2 separate regions of the Mus musculus genome follow, and region 2 is linked to region 1. Evidence: chromatin loops called from intact Hi-C (ENCODE). Cell type or tissue: left cerebral cortex. All regions are shown on one strand. Links, peaks and the distances in the headings refer to the core of each region. The heading gives the core; the rest is flanking DNA.

The links. Peaks named below come from ENCODE experiments on the same cell type or tissue, not always from the same donor. Only the 100,000 strongest peaks of a DNase experiment are listed, where the experiment ranks them.
Region 2: it touches region 1 in a loop (4-fold over the local background); 1 of 42 quality-filtered maps calls a loop at or near these places.

Annotation. Positions count from the first base shown.
Region 1 is chr15:11,837,449-11,848,425 of GRCm38, forward strand. Npr3 (natriuretic peptide receptor 3) reads right to left here. Exons shown (of 8, transcript NM_008728.2): 7 at 8,850-8,937; 8 at 2,448-7,840. The coding sequence ends at 7,729. Among named protein-coding and RNA genes, the nearest start is that of Npr3, 63 kb to the right of the region's middle. In left cerebral cortex, for the core only: no CTCF peak of the experiment used is centred there; DNase peaks (open chromatin) are centred at 5,912 and 6,867.
Region 2 is chr15:11,899,799-11,910,775 of GRCm38, forward strand. It overlaps Npr3 (natriuretic peptide receptor 3), which reads right to left and starts at 5,876. Exons shown (of 8, transcript NM_008728.2): 1 at 5,088-5,876. The coding sequence starts at 5,841. Gm5144 (predicted gene 5144) reads left to right here and starts at 6,727. Exons shown (of 2, transcript NR_131059.1): 1 at 6,727-7,190; 2 at 7,312-7,592. In left cerebral cortex, for the core only: a CTCF peak has its summit at 4,714; DNase peaks (open chromatin) are centred at 3,782, 4,447, 4,697, 5,352 and 2 more places; H3K4me3 peaks cover 3,400 bases; H3K27ac peaks cover 2,645 bases.

The DNA of each region.
Region 1 (10,977 bases), core at 4,249-8,248:
ATTCCTGTTGTTATTACCTAAATGTGAAGTGTCACCAACAGGATCAGGCTTGGGAGTTTGATTGTCAGATGGTGGGCTTTTGGAGATAGAATGGTCCCTTGGTGAAATCCGGATCTGGTGATGCTACTGGGAGTTGGTTAAATGTAGATGGGGTCTAAGCAGATAAAGTAAATGACTGGGTGTATGTTTGGGGGACTACGGCTCATTCTGGTCCCCTCCTGAATCCCTTTCCTCTGGTTCCTGTGAATAGCCTATCTATTCCTCTACATGTGCCCTCTGACATGATGTTCTGTCTCACACAAACCCAGAAACATGGGTCTAAACAACCATGAGCCAAGCCCTCTGACTCCAAGAGCCAAAATAAATCTTTCTTTCTCCTGTTTCTGTTAGATAATTTGGTCACAACTTCACGAAAGCATTATATCCATCGTATTCCTGGTCCTGAGGGCAGCTAATAGTAGGAAAGCTATTCCTTATGACAGCTGAGAGACAAAGGTCTTCTTTCGGGCAAACCACAGCTTCACAGGAGGGAATTCTGAGGAGAATCCAAAGGACTGCGTCAGCAATAGAGGAGGCAGAAGGCAGGCATGACATGGCCACAGGTTCAACATTAGCCCCTCCACTCTGGTGAGAGAACGCGTTTTTGGATGTACGTGTTCAGCACTCTGAAATCATCCAGCTATCACAGTCTCCCTTTGGTCCTTGTCTATGCCTTCTTCAGAGTTTCACTTCATTATCAAGAGGCAGAGGCCACTTGCCACCCAATCAGACTGAGAAGAAAGGAAACTGACTGGGACTTTTACCAGGACTCTCCTGGCCTTGAAAGCCCTCCAAAGTATTGTGCATTTGTCTTATTTTGCAGAAGCCAACAAGTATGACAAATCTGTTGAATGTTTTATGATATGCCATGGAGGAGTCGAAGTCTGAAGTCATGGCAATCCGGTGAGGTTGTAACTGATATTGCTTTCGTTTTTCACACAAGATCACATAGCTCAAGGGTCAGAACCAAGCTATGAAACAGAAGGGACCCAAGTGACCCAGAAGCAAACAGCGTATCTACTCCCACAAATATGTAGTCCACAGGTCTTTGCTCACAGCCACCTCTGGCCTTCCTCCTTTCTGCTCTTGGGAACTTCTGCCGCTGGTGATTGGGAGGGTTACACTAAGCCTGTGAAAGGAACCCTTTTTCCTTGGCTCCATTTTGGTGCTAGCAGATGGCCTGGGAAGAAGCTCCTTTTTAAAGGTGTGAAGCCATTGGTACCTTTGACGTTAATAGTTGCTACTTAAGGCAACTCTAGATGTTCATGGTTTGGGGTTGGGTCACATCCCTAAATCGGTGTTATCTGGGTCTCCTCGGGGATCCTTGATAAGACATAGACCCATTATCCCAGTAAGGCATCCTTGGCCTGTCAAAAGTTGCTGGCTGAATATCGTGTTTTGAGGGGACTGAGCTAAAGGGAGAGAGGGAAAGAATCAAGGAATCCATGGCCCTAGAGATGGATGGGAAAGTAGCAAGAATGAATACCTTTTCCTAGAGGTCATCTCCAGGTTTGCCCCTCATCCCTACCACGCCTTCCCATGATGCCTCACTCCAATCAACATCCTGCTCCAGCATCACTTCAAACATGTTCCCAGTGCATGTAGCACCTGTGGCCTCACTCAGGGACCTCCATGACTATGGCATCAGGACCAAGGGGACACTGCTTCAGCCATGCCAATCACTATGTGTTTCTCAGGCATAAGAATATGTGACTTTCCAGAGATTGAGATGGCCTCTTGCAGCCCAGATGAAGCTAGAAATGCTGGAAGTTGGTCAATCTCCCTAGGACACAGAAGCCTGAGAGCTCTTTGCAAATTAGGACTGAATTTCTCTGTACTGTGGGTGATGAACACAATAACATGAATCAATGACATCAGCTGGAGCATGTAATATCTCAAGATGCCCAGGTTCATTCCCCTAACTAGGCTGCCTTGTCTGGCTCCAGTGGAAGAGGATGTGCCTAGCCCTGCAGGGACTTGATATGTCAAGTGGTGGTATACCCAGGGGGTGCTCTACCCTCTCAGAGGAGAAGGGGAAGGTGGAATCATGGGAGGGACTGTGTGATGGGGAGACAGGTGGGAGGCGGTGATAGGGATGTAAAGTGAATAAATAGATGGGGGGAAAAAGATGCCCAGGTTCCAAAAGAGGGGTTATTCTCCATGCCTCCTTTACCTGATAAGTCAGTATTTTCTGGGTTTGGCGCTCATTCCAATGACATGTCACAATCTCTGTAAATTTCCTTTTGTGGAGCAGAAAATCTTGAGTCCTTTCGTGGACTCAATATTTCATTCAAATACATCATCCCCAATAACTGATCTTTTACTTCAGCTTATCTAAGAGAACAGAAAATCCTCAGAAAACTTGGATATATGCAGTGCATATTTGTTGAATTATAGACAGGAAACTGTTTCTGTAGAGTATACGTTTAATGAGAACATACTGTTATATTTGGGCTATGTGGTATTCTTGCTGAATAGAAACCTTTACAAGAACACGCGCACATTTCTATCCAAACACCAAATGAAGTAGATTGCTTAAATGACCAATTTTGCACCAGAAAAAAAAAATATATATATATATATATATATATTATACAAAACAGGGCTTTATCCACAGTCATGAGTCCTCACTTTCTACACAGAACAACAATAAATTAAATCACATTATATGCAGACAGTTCTACTTACATTAGAATAGGAAGCTATATGTAGCTGGTGCAGCTTTGACTCTTCTACCAGATTCATGGTACGTTTTTATTGTTTTGTGGTCATATTTAAATTATCCATGAACAAAATGGCTCAAAAGACACAGGCTGAGGGACTGGCCTTCTGCCATGCTTAGCTCACAGCCCCTTGGTTTCAGCAATGCCCAGGGAAGAAGGCTCCGATTTTGGCCAATTGAGAGCACTTCCTTGCTGTCTTCTATGCTACACCATATTGAACACGTTCAGACACAGGCACTGAGTAATGAATGAGATAGTCCATCAAAAGCCATGGTTTCCTCTTTCTCTGGAGAAATAACTCTTTCTCTCCCCAATAATAAGTAGAGACTATGACAGCTTTATTCTAGAAAGTAAAAATGAACTCGGTATCCTATTATGATTCACACTTGGGGAAATGGACCTCCTGGTCCTGTGCATATAAATTTATGCCTTTAAATATGAATCAAAGAAATGGAACATGTTTTATTAACTCTGAGGTCTACTTGGTTCAAATCTCTCCACTAGGAATCGTATGATACCTGATAGACCAAAGAGTTTTTGTAACATATTTATTTTTACCTCTGAGAGTCAGCTCCCACTGAAATCCTTTTGATTACCTTTGAAGTGACTTAAAACAGAAACACCAGCATCAGCATTTGGGAAATGCTCTGCATTTGGGATGAATTAACATTAGTGGTTAATGCGATATTTGAACAACCTCCAACTCAGTGTCCTTTGGAGGAGTATTTTCATTCCATAGGCCTGCAGGAAACATCGGAAAAATCCATATGCTGAGAAAAAAGCCAGGTTCCTTCGCGTACATGAAAATCACAGATGTAAACTGTCCAAGGACATGCATGGTCAAGTTGCTGTCAGGCTTCTGAGTAGAAGCCAGCTACCTCCTCACAGCGGTGCGATTTTGTCTTTTTTCTCTGAGTAAATGAGGAGGCCTCCTCACAAGTTTCCACCTGCATGGGAAAGGTGCTAGCACACCCATAGAAATGTGATGGATAGCAGGTGGAGCTCTATGAAGAACAGTTGAGCCCGTGTCAGCTGCAAACTTCTTCTCTCTGTCACTTTGAGAGACATAAGCTCCTGGTTCTTCTCTCTGGGCATGTCCAGCACTTCTTGTGGAGACTGGCTTTTGAAGAAGGTCTAAACTGTTCATTATTCTGTTCTAAAGACCAACTGAAAAATAGACAGATCCCTCCAGTGCCTCTGGCTCGTTCTCCCTACTTCTATGCTGCCCCTAAAGCATCCTGTATTTCTAGACAGTTTCTGTTTTTTCCACTAAAGGAAAAATTCAGCTCATTACCAGCCTTCTTCTAAAGACCTGTAGGGTATAACTACACAAATAGGTAGTGGGCCAAAGTTCAATTGGCATTTGCCTTTGTAGTTGCACCTATTAGGGATCTGAGCTCTTTGTGTCTCAACAAACACAGACCCTAGTGTTTTCCAATTTATAAATGCTATTCTTTCATTCTCTTTTTTCGTGTGTGTGTGTGTGTGTGTGTGTGTGTGTGTGTGCGCGCGCGCACTTGTGACGCATCTAAAACACCTGCACGAGTAGCTCTGTTTCAAGAAAGCAATGGCATCACTAGAAACAGCTTCTGAAACCACTCTCTGAGATACACAAGGCCTCCCTTTCCACGTCCCACTGCATGTCTTAGACCCTGACAATCAGTCCCAACTAGAAGAAAAGAGGTAAGTTAGGGACACAGAAGGTAGATGTGCCAGGAGCAAAGGCACAGGATGCCTGTAAGCAAGGGGAAGTGACTTGGCATTCCAAAGCTTTTCATTCAAGAGAAAAAGGAAGTGGGGGTGGGGCATCTGTTCTCATTCCATAGGATTCTCCCTCTCCTCCATGAATTCTGAAATGTAAACAACTATTTCAAGACATGTGGAATTCTGTCTGTGGTTCAGGAAAAGACACGCCAATGGCTCTTCAAAACAATACATGTTGACGGATTCCGTGTGAAACCTCTGTTTGTGTTGGGAACAGATATGACTCTACCCAGAAAGTTTTGTTTCTGAGTTCAGCTTCTCTCCCAGATCTAAGACAATAATATTGGCTATAAAACTTGTGTTTATTTCCATCACCATAAGTATACGCTTAGTTTAGCTTGTGTATGAACTTATATTTGACAAGATATAAAAAACACTAATGAAATGCCCCCCCTTTGAAACCTTGATCATTGGACTTAAGAGTAAAAATTTATAGAATGGCTTAAGAACTAAAGTTCCATTTTGTTAATTATATAATAGATGACTACTGGCAGATTATGAATGACTAATTGTCAAAGTTGTTGCTTAGCAGTTAAGAATTTAAGTTCTACAATACAATACCAAGAGTTTTTAACCCAGAGCCACCATGGAACAGACATCTATACTGTCAGCAAAGGTTTCCCAACTTGGTGGTGTTTTTAAAACTTAATGACATTTTGGCTACTCATATAATGATTTATTTTTTTCTGAGACAAGGTCTAACTGTGTAACTACAGCTGATCTGAAACTCACTATGGAGACCATCCTGGCCCTAAACTCACTGATATCCTCCTGCTTCTGCCTCCCAAGTGCTGGAATTGAAGACATGGGCCACCTTGTCTAGCCATGTAAAGACATTCAAGAAAGACAAACTATACAGCAGGCATGTAAATGAGCAATCAACCTTAATAATATTAATAATAATATAATAATATAATAAGAATTGCTTTAAAATTGTAGGAAATGACTCCAGGGACTTCACGATTCACCCTGCCTATTTATTTTTTAAACATCTAATCTATTCTTTAACATCTAATCTGGGGATCCACTATTAACCTTGGAACAATTCCTCTAGCTGGAGCAGAAATAAAAAATACTGTTGTAACTATGCTGACATTCAAGGGGAAACTATACAAATTCAAGAAAGGATTAGACATATTCATACCCAAAGAATATAGCCAGGTAGAGAACTTTTCCCACTGTCACCCTCCTGCAATTAACACACAGGTTCAAAAAAAAAAAACATTAAAAAATGAGTATCTCTGAAACACAGGGAAAACATCATTGAAAATGTAAGAGAGAAACAAGCAGCCCTCTGGTTCTGAGAACTGGGGTGGATGCAGTCTGCCCATCTGTCTTCATTATGTGAGTCCCTGACCATCAGCTGCAGCCTTCCTGAGTTGTGCTCCACAAACGCGCCTCCTGGATTAGCATTTTAAAGTTTGCCTTTCTGGCCTACTTTTTTTTTTTAAGTCAGCACTTTTCCCTCAATATCCCACAGGCAGAACCACGACATACCTCCTACCACACCCCCTTCAGTTGTTCAGAAGCTAATTCATTTTATCATGCGGTTTGCATCCCGTTTCCTGAGCCCCACACAGGTGCAGCCCATTCACTTTGACTCCACTGAGAGAATGAGGTGTGGTCCACTCCTTCCCTGGGAAGCCAGCTTCCAGAGCTTGCTAAGCTTGCTTGGACTCCTCCACAGTTAACCTGGATGGATAGGACCTCCAAGAAATTATTTAATTTCCCCCCTTTAAGCTGGGTTTCAGATGCTCAGAATGTTACCAAGAAAGGCAAAATTACAAGACGGTACCCTTGTTCTCTCCTCAAATGATAAAGTCGGAACCAGAATTGAAACCTCTGCACCCAGGATTGAGTGCAAAGAGGATACCCAGCAAAGGCTGGCTCAGTCTTAGCCACGATGCCCTTGTCTGTCCTAGCTCACTGTCCAAGCTATGCATCATTTGTGGTGGCTGCAAAACTCTATAAGGTTAAAGGGACACAGCAGATATCAACATTCCCTTTTTAAATTAAAATCATCACCTCAAATTTTGATAAATTGCATGCAGTTTTTTTTTAAACGTATCACCACTGTGTCTTGCTGTCAAATTCTCACTGTCTGCTTATTCTTGAGGGAAAGGGGTTGTGTTTCTTTATAGACTCCACTTAAGTCTACTGGTTTTGAAGGGCATCATTTGACCATAGTTAGAAAGAATGTAGCCCTCCAATAACATCCATTTAAAACAGTTGAAAATGAACAACGGCTTAACATCAACGTATTCCTTCAGAGTTTGTAAGCTGAACAGACTTCTGTACATCTTCAGCCAGACTAGCAGTTAGACTAGAGACAGCCAAGGGACAGAGGACAGCAGAGAAAACGAGAACCGTTCCTCCCTCTCCACAGATTTGTCACACACCTCCTCCGTGCTCTTAAAATATAAGTGAAATTTAATCTTCAAAATGAAAAAATAGACACATTTCTAATACCAAAATATAAGATTAAAATACTTAAAAATAAAATGTTAGTGTGAAGTAGGACTTTTTTTACATCGTATAAGAAGCATTTTAGACTCAATTTTCTTATATAAATCCTCCTTGCTCACTAATATTTACAGTTTTCCAGAGTAGCTCTGATGAGACACTAAAAGAGACAGGGAGGATCCTTTCTTGAGATATGAATTCAGACCTGAATGTGGACGTTGGACGCAGCCTTCATCAACCACAAACCTGTCCCCCAGTTCCAGAGAGAGGGGCACTGCATTCCCAGCCTGGAGATTTCTTTCATTCCATTGTCCTCTTATTGGGTGTTAAATTCTTTCCAAGAATATTCTCCTTGTAAAAATTGTTTTATCCTAGCTACGAAACATTTCATTTCAGAAAAGCCACATTTTTCTATCCTCGTGTGAACTGCCCCCAAAGCAATCAAGATATGGACGCAGCAGACTTTCAAGACATAAATCTCCTCTGATGCCCCTCCAGCAGCCAGAACACTTAACAGCATTGCGTTGTTTCATTATATTAGTTTGCCATGAGATGAGAGGCCAGAAGGCAGATAGTGATTAACAATCATTCCTGAGCTTCTAAAGAAAATGTAAAATGAAATGACTACTGCTTAAAAGAATGACTTCTCCGAGAACGCCCTTTCTGCTCCGTTGATGTCTGTCCTTCCATCTATCTCTTTAAGGAATCTCAAGTAGACGAAGCGAGAGGGGCATCTCTTTTAAGCCACCGAAAAATGTGATCTGATGGAATCTTCTCGCAGCTCTCGATGCTTCCCGATGTTGCTTTCCTCTTGCTGATTTCGCCTCTCAATGGTTATTCTGTATTTCTTCCTGGGTAAAAGCAAAACAAATGTAATAATAAAACCTCACTCGGCTGTAAAACACCATGGTTCCTCTTACAAAGAGTGCCCTCCAGGGACATCTGGGTTAGGTTTGATAAATGACAAGTGACACAAATATGAAACCCTGTTCTGAGATTAAAGTCGTGTACCCCCAAGGCATCGTGTCCTTATTCAGGGAGAAAAATTGGCATGCTTTCTGAAATGCCACAGAACAAGCCTTCCCCTTCTTCCCTGGGAGTCTTATCTATTCTGCCCCAGAAGCTCTGCTTGACTCCCAGGATGTGCCCCCAGATAAAGATCAGACCAAATGTACTGTGACCAAAGGAACAGGAACACGATTGTTCCCACAAAGAGCCACATACACCCAGACTTACATCTCCAATGCAAAAGTGAAGAAATATTACAAATAAACCATGATGATTTACAATGCCCCATGAATTCAACCACTGAAGATTACCAAAGGACGGGCCACTGTCGCTGCAGCAAACGACTAGAACCTTGAACACATGCGCATAATTAAAAGTTTATGAGATTTAAGCCACAACAATGGCAGCTAAACATGTGACTTCTCCAAACACAGAACCCACTGCAGCCCGGATTCACAGACCACTGGAGCTCCTTCCAGCCTTTCAAGTGAGCATGAGCACTTGTTTCTAAACCGAAGAAAGACTGCGGATAGAAAGTTCATTCTTTGTCCACATTTTTGTATTTGATACAAAGACTCTTCATGTTTGTAATTTGATAGGTAGATGTTCGTAATTCTCATAAATGGATCAATGATCCCGAGATCCCAGCCACTTTCTAGCAAGTAACATAGGAATCAAGGGCTCACTGCCTACCAAACCCAAGATGGAGTCAGAGAACAGTTTTGGTAATTTAACCACCATCCTTCTTGTTTAAAAGAAGGGTGTGGGCAAATCACAGGGAACATTATTGCAAAGACAGGGGACAAAGGCAAAAGAAGCAGGGTGAACTTTAACTCCATAAATGGGCCATACCTGAAAAAGTAGAAGGCCATTAGCAAGCCAGCACCTAGTAGGGCCCCCACAACGATTCCTGTCACTGCAGATTCTTCTAGGCCACCTGCTTGAAAAAGAAACATCAATAATCAGAGTTCATTTTGAGAAATAAGTTAAAATACTTTGACTTTTGTTTATCTCCCAGTTGAAACTAATTTGCCTTTCTTTGTAACATATGTATAATATATTGTAACATATTGTATATTATTTACATATAATATTTATGTACTATATATAGTATTATATGTAACCTATAATGTAAAATATATATGTATAATGCTCTGAGGAAAGGTTTCCAGAAAACACTAGATAAATGCACCGTGACTCGAGAGTGAACAGAGCAAGGTCAAAACAAGTTCAAAGTCGGACCTGGGACAAACACCAGTCACCCTAGCACTTGGGAATATGAGGCAGAAGGCGCTTAAGCTTGAGGCCAGTCTGAACCACATAGCATAATCTGTGACAGGAAAGGAGAATGGAGAGAACAGAGGGGAAGGAAGAAAAGAAGGTTAGAGAGAATAATAGACAGAGAAAGAGACAGATTCAAGATGGATCTGATGAAAGCTGCAAACTGAAGATCTCACACACATCCATCCTGGTTTTGAGTTTAAAGGCGAAGATGCGTGAATGGACAAAGGCACTGGCCCAGAGCTTCTGTCTCTCCAGGTGGGTGGTGACACTTCAAAGTGCTAGAAAGTTCCGGGAGATTGCACTGGGTCAGTATTCTGTTTTTAGATGTTCTCTCACCAAAGTCAGAGTTCCAATCCAAACTGTCCTATATAGCTTTGTGAAAATGTGAACCCCTGTTTGAGTTAAATCTTTCTCGGTAGGATCACCGTTCTCAAAAAACTCAACAGCTACTTTCCTTGCAGGGTTTCAAATAAAGCCTGTGGTGCATGGACATTTTGGCTGCCCAGATCAAAGCTGGGGAAACCCCCTTTACATGCTGGAAATGTGAGACTTGGTGAGTTGAGGGGAGTCTCCTAGGGTCCCCAAACTGGCAAGCAGGAGTGTGAGATTTGGAATACAGACTGGGCGATTATGAGGTCAACACACTTTCTCCTTCATCCTTTCTCATAATTATCACATGGATATAAATTCCTCATCATTCAAAGATGGTCCTGACCTAGCAAACACAGAAGTGGATGCTCACAGTCAGCTATTGGATGGAGCACAGGGCCCCCAATGGAGGAGCTAGAGAAAGTATCCAAGGACCTAAAGAGATCTGCAACCCTGTAGGTGCAACATTATGAACTAACCAGTACCCCGGAGCTCTTGACTCTAGCTGCATATGTATCAAAACATGGCCTAGTCGGCCATCACTGGAAAGAGAGGCCCATTGGACAGGCAAACTTTATATACCCCAGTACAGGGGAACAACAGGGCCAAAAAATGGGAATGGGTGGGGAGAGGAGTGGGGGGGGGAGGGTGTGGGGGAATTTTGGGATAGCATTGGAAATGTAATTGAGAAAAATACGCAATAAAAAAAAAACAAAGATGGTCCTGAGACATAATGATCGTTCATATAGTCACCTAAAATCACTAACTGCCCTGCAAGATTGACATCACTTGTTCTTACTCATATTACAAAGCCCCTCAAAGACAATCATCTCCGAAACCGTCTCCCTTTGCTGTGCTATTCATAAGAAGACACACTTGCTTCTCTATTTGAACCCAGAAACTGACCGTTAATAATATATTCAATAGTTATTAAATTAATTAAATACTTTGCAAGCTGTCAAGCATTTAATGGCATTGAGTGCCCCATTTGGAGGATTTGGGGATTTGGAGGTCAACTGTGAACTTTGAAATCAATAATGAAACTTCTTACAAGAGATGAACAAGAGACAGCTGATAACATTTTTATTTTTCCTAAAAGTGGAAACCTCTGATAACTAAGAGACTAGAGTGAGAGATATAAATCCAGGCAGAATACCCTACCATTTGGAAGAAAAGGATAAAGGAAAGGAATGTGGAAGCTTCCGGTAAAGGAGGAGGGTCAGCCATTTGTGAGTTGTTTCCATGGTTTTGAAGACATCGGAAAAATGCATGGGACTTTCAGAACATGAGTTCTTGAGAGAAACATGTTCCAGACTCATGTGATCCT
Region 2 (10,977 bases), core at 2,560-6,559, 61 kb after region 1:
AACCCAGGTTCAATTCCCAGCACCCACATGGAGGCTCATCACCTCAGGCATACATGTAATACACAGACATACAATCAGGCAAAAAACTCATACACATAAAATAATAGAAATAAATCTAGAAAGAAAATTGATGCAGTAGTAACTTTGGAGAGCAGGCAAAGGGCATTTTTCTTAAAGAGGACAAAAGGGGGGGCAAAAAATGTAAAGAATCAGCCAGATGGTCTGACATCAAGTTTAAAATATACACTAAATATTAAGGAAATAAAATCACCAAAGAAATAATTCAAGAAACTTTCTTAGAGCTAAAAGACATGGGTTTCTGATACACCCCACAGACCCAAAGAAGTTAAACAAGAAGAAAGGCCCAAGTGAGGATGCTTGAATCCCACTTAGAAGGGAGAACAAAACAGTCACGGGTTGCAGACAGAGGGAGGGGCCTGGGTGGAAGAGGGGAAGGGGAGGGGGAAAAGGGGGACAGGATCAGGTATGGGGAGAGACAGGAGAGAGGACCAAAGGGCCAAGAGAATGAGTGGAAATCTGCAGCTGCTGGGGGAGGAGGGGGAAGGGGGAATCTCTAGAAAGTTCCAGAGACCTGGGAAGGGACAGGCTCTCACGACTTAATGTGGATGACCTTAGCTGAAATGCACAGCAGTAGGGATATGGAACCTGAAGAGACCACCTCTATTAGCTAAACAGGACCCCCAGTGGAGGGATGAGAACACCAACTCACCTACAAAATGTTCGACCCAAAATTAAAAGAAATGCAGGGGCAAAAATGGAGCAGACTGAAGGAATGGCTGAGCAGTTGACTGGCCCAACTAGGGATCTATCCCATGAATGGGCACAAATCCCTGACTCTATTACTGATGCTATGTTGTGCAGACAGGGGCCTGGCATGGCTGTGCCAGCAGCTGACTGAGACAGATACAGATACTCACAGCCAACCACTGGACTCAGGTCCAGGACCCCTATGGAAGAGTTAGGAGAAGGAATCTCTTTCAAAAGTGGATGTCTCTATTCCTATACTACAAAGTAACAAATACCATTTACAAAATACAGACCATACGCTTATTTCTGCTATTCAAAAGCTCTATCCATTCCAGAGACCCTTGTAATTTCTACACTGTGGCAGGTAGCACTTCTCCTCCCCAGTACTGTATGCTAGGGAGGTTGGTGAGGGTTCTTTGCTTTAAAATTCTGCTTACCAATTATTTGGTCATTTAGACCAGAGTATTAAAAGCAAGTTGTTCTTGTATTCATTAAATATTTCTATCTTTTTGGTCACTCTCCAGGCCCAAATACATAACATAGCAATAACTAAAAGAATACAACTAGTTTTTATACAAAACAATTTGTGTAGGTTACTTCTACTTTTGCATCTTAGAAAACGCATAAACACAACAACATAACCTTTCTCTAATTAAAAAAATGTATTTCTGACTTTTTATAGTATATATGTATCATTTCCTGTGATGTATCAAGATCAGTAGGCAATTATATAAATAAATCCAGTACTAAATACAAAGTATTTGTCTGTTGCTTGTTTGTTTGTATTTTAGGACAGGGCACATTCTATAGCCCTGGTTGGTCTTGAACTCACAAGTCTTTCATGTCAGCTTCCTGGATGCTGGGATTCCAAGCATGTGCCACCACGCCCATCTAAGATCATATGTATGTATGTATGCATATATGCATGCATGTATGTATGTATGTATGTATGTAGGTATGTCTGCCACAGGTGTCTATTTCCTAAAGTATTTGTAGAACCCCTTTAGTACATGAGATAGACCAATCCTGAATGTAAAAGGTTACCATAGCTTCGCTACCTGCCTAAGGAGTCATCTTCTCTAGTTTTATGTGGGATTTCTGGGGAAAAAATAATATTTCTCTTACAACTCAAAGGTTTATCTGTAATTAAAAACAGAAATTGATGTTAAAAAGACTTAAATATTCAAAAAGCACTTTCCAGTATTCTCTGCCCACCCCATGTATATAAAAATTGGTCACCATCTTATAATAACCAGGATGCACAGCCAAGCCATCCCTTGTGAAATCTCATCTACTGCTCCCTAGTTCTCAAGGCTGCCTGATGCTGGCTGGCTGGCTCTTGGGAAACTCTCTATTGCCCTCATGCCGGGTAGTTGAAATTTGACTCTGTGTTATCATCTTAGCTGCTAATATAAATGCATGCTGTGAGATCAATGTTATTAAATCACACATACTCAGGTGTATCTTTTGATTATATTAGACTTTTTAAGTTTTTCAATTGACTTAGCTGACAAGCCCCCTAGGAGATAAGAATAATTTGGGGGAGGACTTGGGGAAGTGTTTGTTCAGTTTTTCTTTCTAAAGGGCATTATGTAACCAAAAGAAAACGTAATCACATTATTGGGAAGGCCACAGGTCACACTTTACCAGTGAAGATATTCAGATATCCTTAATTTGATTTTAAAGTTGAAATGTTCTTTCCAAACATATTTGGGGGGTGGGAGGGACTCTCTAAAGCACGCCCTGGCTCATAAAGGTAGAAGATGCTCTGTGACAGAAACGCTTTCAGATACATCCCTATTGGGAGAATCAAATGTAAAATCTCCACATCAGAATAGCAGTTGGAAGAGGCCTGATTCTCATCGAGCTCCTTGTTCCACGTTCAGTGCCTTGCAAGGCAGAAAGGCTGAGTCCAGAGGTGTGGTCTTCTCTGCCTAAAGCTCTTCCCAGGACATGGCTTCCCCTTCTGGGTGAAGGTGATTATTATCGAATATAGCACAACGCCCGCTACAATGAACCCACACATTTACTGTGTGGGTCTGGCGCTGTTTCAAAGAATTCTGGTCACTTAGTTCATTAAACCCTTCCAGCATCCCCAAGATGTGGCTGTGCAGGAAGCCCACTTTACCTGAAGAAGATGGGGTACAGTTTAACAGCCCCGGATCCTGACAGCTAGCAAGTGGCTGAGCCACAAACTCCCCTGAAACCATATACTAAACCCCCACTACTTAATGCGTTGAGCAGCCACGATGAGGTGGAGACTCAGCGCCCTGAGATCTCCCAACTTTCTCTACAAAGAGTAAGAAATTGAAAGAAGGGCAGCCTGGAATTTTTTATTTATATTTCAGAAAATTCGCCTTATTGTTGCTGACACAGATTTTAGAGAAAGAATCATAAGATCATAATAATTTCACCTATAAAATACACACACACCAGACTAACAAGCTTGCACTGCTAAATTGAACGAGAAATGAGCGCTAGGAGATCTAAAATAAGCCTGACTATTTAAAAATAAAGAACGCAGGCTGTAGTCCTTTTAAACCGAAACACACCTGCCCCAACCCCACCCCAACCCCCAGCCCACTCTCACAGTGTGGCCCTCCCCCATCACGGTTCTAAGAGCACTGTGCGGCTCAAGGGCCCAACAGCGGAACTGACAGATCTGCCAGGCCTCTCACCCTAGGCCACTGTACCAAGGTCACCGCCTTTCTAGGTTCAGCAAGGCAATGACCAGAATTTGCAAAGCTCGGATGGATCTAGCCAGGCGTGAGGACACGCCCCCATTCCCAGCCTGCCCTGGGAAGTCTCCAGCTTTTAGTTAAGGCTCTGGAAGCCCAGAACTGAAGAAGTAACAGTACCCAGGACCGCGAGAGGCTGCAGTAGCCGGAGGACTGGGAGTGGGGGGAGAAAGTAGATGTGGGTTTCTCGCCCAACAGGGGCAAATCTGCCACCATAGGACAGAACTTTCCTTTTACATAACCAACGCCCTGCCTGCGCACCTAACAGTGATTCTGCGCAGACAGCCTGGAGTTCTTAGGTCGAAACTTGTCCTGTCTGCACTGTCTACAACACCTTGAAGTTAGAGTAGAGAGCGGGGAGGGGCAGTTGTGGCCCCACTCTTGAAGCTTTTTCTGCCCACCTCACCTGTTCTGAGCCTGCAAGCTTAGTGTTCCGCTGTCCCGCCACAGCCAGGCCCAGGTCCCCAGCATTCGTGCGACCAACACTGGGCAAACTAGGTGCCTGGCTTAGCTCGGCCCCTCCTAGGTCTCACCAGGATAGCACCTCCGAACGAACATCGGAAGCTTTGCGGTGTGGGGTCATAGGGGGAGGGTAATACCGCGGACATTCTGGGCGCCTGCGCACCAAGGGGAAACAAAGGCGAGATTTCTCCAATGTGTGAGCCCCAACCGGGACGTCCGGACTCATGCCCTATGCTGGGATTCGGCTCCTTCCTCTATCTACACGACAGAAACCTGGGCAGCTGCGGAGAATTCCCACGCTCCCCGTAGCCATGATCCCATTCCCCAGTACCAAATTCTCTGTCTAGTTTGGCTACTGTTCCAAACCCTCAGCGACTTGCGGAGAAAGGGCCGGGCAGGGGACCCGTGGGAAGGAAGCTCGGCGCACGATCCTCCGGCGCGCTCCGCCCAAGCCCAGCTCTGCGCGCGCTTTCAGAGGCTTCGAAGCCCAAAGCTCCCGGGGGAAGTGAGAGTCGCCTGAATTCAGACACGGCGACGCACTTCTGGTGCTTGTATCGAAGCTTGTAAGACACTAGAAAGGGCATGGAAGGAATCTAAAAGGAAGGCTTTAAAAAGAGACCTAGGGTCAGTGGAAAGAGCAGCCAGGGGAGCCAGGAGATGCGTCCCAACCCCCAGCTAGTCAAGAAGCTGCGAGACTGCTGGGGCGTCCCCAGACGCTGTGGCCCTGCCAGGGGGCGCGCGACTGCAATGGACAGAGTAGGGAATTCCTGGAACTCACGGGACTCCGGAGCTGTCGAAGAGGGGGAAAACCCTTGGTGTTTAGCCACACCTGTCATACCTGGGATGGCGCTAGCAAGCGGCTCAGACGTTCCCTCGACTGGCCAGATCCACCTCCCCGAGACTGTGTAGGCACACCCCTTCCACCGCGATGGGCTATCCTCCACCCGTCCCTGGATCAGGCAGCTCACACTTGGACAAGCCCCCGCGCGACCTCCACGGGTCCTTGGGTTACGGGGAAGGGTGGGGTCTGCAGAAGATTGACTTGGTGGGGTTTGGGGGAGAGCCACTGAGAACCGCTGAGTCAGAGCCAAGGACCCCCCTGGTCCCGCTCCCGCTCACCTCGCTCGCTGCCTTGGATGTAGCGCACTATGTCGTCCAGGTCCAAGTCTTTGGTCTCGTCGAAATTGTAGGCAGACGTGTGCAACCCCTCCTCCTGAAAAACCTCGTGGACCCCCTCGAGGGTGAAATAACAGTTCCTCTCGAGTTTGTCGTCGCTGTAGACCAGGGCTGCACGGCTCCAGTGGTGGTGGCGAAACAGAGCGAGCATCATCTCTCCCATCTTGGCGTAGGCAGGCGCCACGCGCGTGAGGTGCGAGTATTCCGTGTCCTTGTGCTGGAAACCGGCGGCCAGCGCTCCTGCGGACAGCATCGGCAGGTCCCAGTGAGACGCCAGCCGAGCCACCGGCGCCGCCGCGTACTCGCACACGGGCCCCAGGATGAGATCCGGCTTGGCGCCGCGCGCCGCCGCCACGCGGTCCACAAGACTGAAGAGCGCGCGGTTGCCGCAGTCCGAGTCTTCGTAGGCCACCTGGAAGCGAGTGCCTGGCGGCAGCAGCTTCCTCCCGGTGCCATTGCCCTCCACGCTACGCAGCGCGTACTCGATGGCCGGCCTCACCCGGGCCAGCGAGAACAAGTACGAATCGTCCCGGGGCAATAGAACAAGCACCTCGATCTTTTGAGCCGCCAGCGCCTCTCTCGCCCGGCGCCTGCTGCCTGGCCGGGTGTCCCCGGCGCCGCTGCTCGCGCCGCCAGCCAGCAGCACCCGGGCCAGCAGCACGCACGCCGAGAAAGTGAACAGCAGCAAGGACCGCATCGTGTTGCCAGCAAGCGCTCGCCCTGGCCGCCGGCTCGCCCTCTGCCCCCCACCCACCCTGCCCTTTTCCTCCCAGCTCTTTTCTTTCCTCTGTCCCTGCGCCCCCTTGGGCGCTCCAAGAAAACAGAATACCCCCTTCAGTAACTCGCCAAAAGATAGGAAGATTCCTCTACAATGTCCCTAGGTTTAAAAAATAAAAAAAAAAATTTTAAAGCAAAGAAAGAAAGAAAAAAGTTCACAGAATGTAAACCTGTGCGTCTGTAATATACATATAGACTTATTATCAATATATATATTCTCCCTCCCTTTGCACATAGGCTATTTGGCTTAGAGGTGGCTTCTTATTTGGGCGTTGCTAAGGTTGCGTTTGAAGGCCTTATTTGTAAAAGAAAAAAAAAAGTTAAACTTGTCCAAGTGCTTGTAATTGACGGTGCACCTCCTTCGCGTTTGATCCCATTGATTCGCGCGGCTTTCTGGATCCATAGCCGGGGTTTAAATAGCGTGGCAGCGGCGCAGCGCGTTACCACACATGGCGCGCCGAGGCCGGGCTTGTCTCTGCAACGGGTGGGGTGGGTGGGGGTGGGGCGGGGTGGGGGCTGGGCTGGGGGAGCCTCTCATTAACATTCTTACATCAGGGCTCCTCCCCGCACCCCTGGCCTACTCGCGGTTGCCGGGTCCCTAAGCCCCACTAGTTGCCGGTGCTCAGATTTGGCCCAAAGCCGCAACCGCCCACGTCTACACCCGCGGGAGACCTCGCGGCACAGCGTTACTCTAAGGTCCCCGCCTCTCCCTGGCTCCGCTTTCTCCAACCCCAGGATTAAAAAAAAAAAAAAAAAAAAAAGTGTATATATGTTTGAAAGAAATGAGTGCGCGCACATACACAAAGCACACACTCATACACACACACTGCAAAAACGAAGGGGAAATGTTTCTCCAAATTGGTGGCTTCCTTGCAAAACTCCATAGACTCTCACCTCTTTTCTTGATCTGGCCACGTTCTGTCTGGGTGCGCCCAGTCCTGTCCCGCACCTGACCTTTCTGGTCCCTGGAGCAAGGTCGGGGAACAAGGAACAAGGTCCTGGTGCAGGAAAATTCATTTGCAGAGCTGGTAAGCCCATCTGGCCTGCACGGTGTCGCACCGCTCCTTCCCCCACCCGGCGTGGGTGCCCTCCTCCCTCTGGGCTGCTGGGACACGCTAGAATCACAGTGGGCGCAGCGTCACCGTGTCCCAGTGCGCAGCCCCTCCGCGGGGTCACTGAGACCAGAAAAGCGAAACTTGTTGCTTCCGATGTTGGATAAATGATTCCGCTCCAGGAAGTGTCGCGGAGCTTGAAAAGCATCACCCTAAGGTACTATTTGCTAAACCAGGCAACTAAAAGGGACTCCCGCTTCCCGGCCCCCCAGATCTTCCCCCAGAGAATCTTTAAGTACCTAAAAAGCAGTCTGCCAACCCCAGCGCTTCTGTTCCAGGATGCCCGATAGTCTAGGATGCCCAGAAAGGTCCTGCCCGGTAGACCCAGTCTTTCCACTGGTCACAGCTACCACAGCGATGCAGACGGAGTGGAAAGGATTGTGGAGAAGTCTCAGACCAGAGAGGCGCGTCTCTGAACCGAGCAGCTGCGCAGGTCCAGAGGGCCCTGCACCCTCTTTTCGTGGTCACGCAGCAAAGACATTTACGGCGAGAACAGGCTGTATTACACAAGGTAGTTCTGACACCAAAGTCTTGCAAATTAAAGTTAATTTAAAATGTTTCTAAATGTTCTTTCATTTGGCTGGGCGTCAGTGTGTGCTCCAATCTTAACTTAAACTTACGCCCTCTTTCGGCAGGATCTTGAACGCGATTCTTCACCCGCTGCCCCAGGCTGCTGCTGTTAAGTCATAGTTATTTCTTCTTCTTTTCTTCTTCTTCTTCTTCTTCTTCTTCTTCTTCTTCTTCTTCTTCTTCTTCTTCTTCTTCTTCTTCTTCTTCTTCTTCTTCTTCTTCTTCTTCTTCTTTTTCTTTCTTCTCTTCTCTTCTCCTTCTCCTCCTTCCTTTTCTCCTTCTCCTTCTCCTTCTCCTTCTCCTTCTCTTCTTTTTTTTTAATAGTTACGAGCCCCCTAAAATGTCCTTGCTCTCATTTGTGACTATGAAGTGATAAATCGAGGTGTTCGAGGACATGGCAAATCCAGGCATCAGTGACTAACAGCCCTCTCTCCATCACCCTCTCTAGCAGTGGAAAAAAAAAAAAAAAAAAACTGCAATCGAAGGTAACTTCATACCGGGTGCCGGTTAGATTTCAGTTGGACAGTGATCCCTAAGCCTTCGCTGTAAGTAGGGGCTTCTAAATCCTAGGTGAGCTTTTGTTTATTTAATTAGAACTGCTAACCAGTTCTAAGAGAGGTGGATATATAAATTTGAATTCTGAAGAGTTATCCACGTACGTTGGAAACTGACATTTAGCACTTCGCAGCAATTAAATCCTTCCTGAACACTTGGGAGAGCAAACATTTGTTTATAGAGTCATCGTTATTTAAGAAAAAAATAAACAGCTAAATCCTGGATTCCGAGGGTCTTAGTGGATTTCAACTGGTTGCCAGGAGACGTGAAGGACGGAGCCGGTTTCCTATTACTACCCGGTATGCCCTGTGTCTGGGGAACACCAGCCAACAGCGGTATGATTCTGCAGTGTACCATGTGGGCTCACTGGAAGAGTCTGGGATTTCAGGGGCACCGGGTATGGAGTGCCTCTCGCATCTCTGGCGCTGCCCAGCCTCGCTCTTGGGTCAACAGCAGGGCAGTGCACTTACGTTATGGCTAGCACCCTGGCCTCCCTGTGGCCTTTGGGTAGAAGCACTCAGCTTCCAGCCTGTTGTTAAAGAGCACAGACAACAGGAAATGGTGGATCAGTCCAGAAACAGAGGGGAGGGGAACACAGGGTTGCTGTCCGCGTGCATGTTCAACACATCCTTGCAGATTCCAACTGAACAGATGCTGAGATTTTTTTTAAAAGGTCTTCCAGTGCCAACAGTGCAAGATTATTAACAGTAACAAGTCTATTGTGCTCTTGGGAGGTTTGTGTTTACTTATTCTGGGTGTTAGGAGGATCTGTTTACTTTCCATCAGAGTTCTTTGGGCAACCAGCTAAAACTACCATGTATAACTATCACATAGTTCTGCCATCTTAGTCCAGAAAAAAATGAACTGTGACCCAAAGAATGTACAAGTTACATTTATTTTTTTAAAGATTTATTTATTAAGTTATTTATTATAAGTTCACTGTAGCTGACTTCAGACACACCAGAAGAGGGTGTCAGATATCATTATGGATGGCTGTGAGCCACCATGGGATTTGAACTCAGAGCCTTTGGAAGAACAGTCAGTGCCCTTACCCACTGAGCCATCTCACCAGCCCCTACAAGTTGCATTTAAACAGCTCTTTGTCTCCTGAGGATATTTACTGTTGGAAAAGGTCACCTACAATACTATGTAAAATAGGGTTGGTAACCAAGCAGATTGTCACTGTCAATCATATTCTGTGTATCACATTTTTAACTGGGCCTGGTGACACAAACTACTCAGGAGGATATCAAAGGCTGCCTGGGCTGCAGAATAACACAAGGCCAGCCTGGGTGATTTAATTTTACAAGGTCCCATCACCAATAAAAGGTAAAAAAGAAAGCTGGAGATGGGAGTTACTTGGCTAAGATAAATTCAATGCAATGTAACACACACACACACACAAACACTGGCACGCACCATCTTATAATATCTTAGCAATATGTTTTTAGGCTTTCCAGAACAGTAAAACTGAACACCACTTGATAAAGATAACTTTTGTAACATTTTTTATCATAAATGTTAGTAAAATAGGAAAGAAAAGGGATAAGTAGAAACAGTCTTGCGTTCAGGTTTTACATACTGTTCCTTTCAACTCCAAACAAAAAAACAAAAACCTAATCACTGAAATTGGGGAAGGGCCATGTTTTTCACATTCAGAATTCAGTTATCAACTTCGATTGTCAAAGAAAACAAAGGAATAAAATTAGCTAGCTGAAAGCCTAAACATATTAATGTTAAATGCGATATTACAGAAACTCATAGACGTTTTAAAAGATTTAGAAATGTTTTCATCAATATCCAAGAACTATTTTGTTTCTAGTTCTGTCAGTGAGTTTTGTGTCCAGGTATTTTTTTTGGCCACAGCCCCACAGTATGGAGAAGTTATGTGTCATTTCAAAGAATGATTCTTTGAAATGTACTTTTAAAATGTCTGGGGCATTTTTCTCCACAATCCCCCTGCCTCAGAACCCTGGCCTGAAACTCGTGAAGTGAGGGTCCTTGCAGATTTTCCAAGGTCCTTCCATCTTGTCCAGCCAATCCCGAGGTCACACTGAAGACTACCACAGTGAAGCCTTAATGCACAAGAAAATCCCTTCTGCACGACAGAATTGTTGAAAACACACTTCCCCCTAGAGGCAGAAAAGATGAAAGGCCCTGACACATATCCAAAAACCCTTTCTGAAGTTCAATGAGTACTGAGACTTCCATTTCTAAACATACAGTTAATGTTTTAGAGAACGCTATTGAAGAAACGAGAGAAAAATCAGTAGACACCAAAAAATTAGATTAGAATTTGCCTCTAGGTCTCCGCTCTCCTTGGGAGGACTCTATTAATTGGCCCCACTTCTTCTATTATACAAATCTGTGATTTTTTTAGCCAATATTACAAATAATAGTAAGTATGTATTTTTATTTAAATGTGTGACTCAATTTAATTAGAAGCTATAGTTACATGTAGCCTTCAAGGGCTTCTCTTGAAAGCACAGAGCTTTTCATCTACTACAATAGTGTTTTCGATTCTCTGAAGATGTTCTGAGGCATGTGACATTAGAAAGATTTCTGAAAGCCATATTGCCCATCTAAGACTTGGCCTGAGTACAGACATAAGAAATGCATATAATATAGTGTTGTTAGTTTATAGACAACATGTCTAATGGAGTAAAAAGAACTCTGCGGGCCAGGGAGATGGCTCAGCACACATATAAAGGTACCTGCAATCAAGCCCGGTGGCCTGAGTTCAATCCCTTCAGATGCATATGGCAGAAGGAAGGAGTGAACTGTCCTAAGCCTCCCCGTGACCTCCACACATATTACAC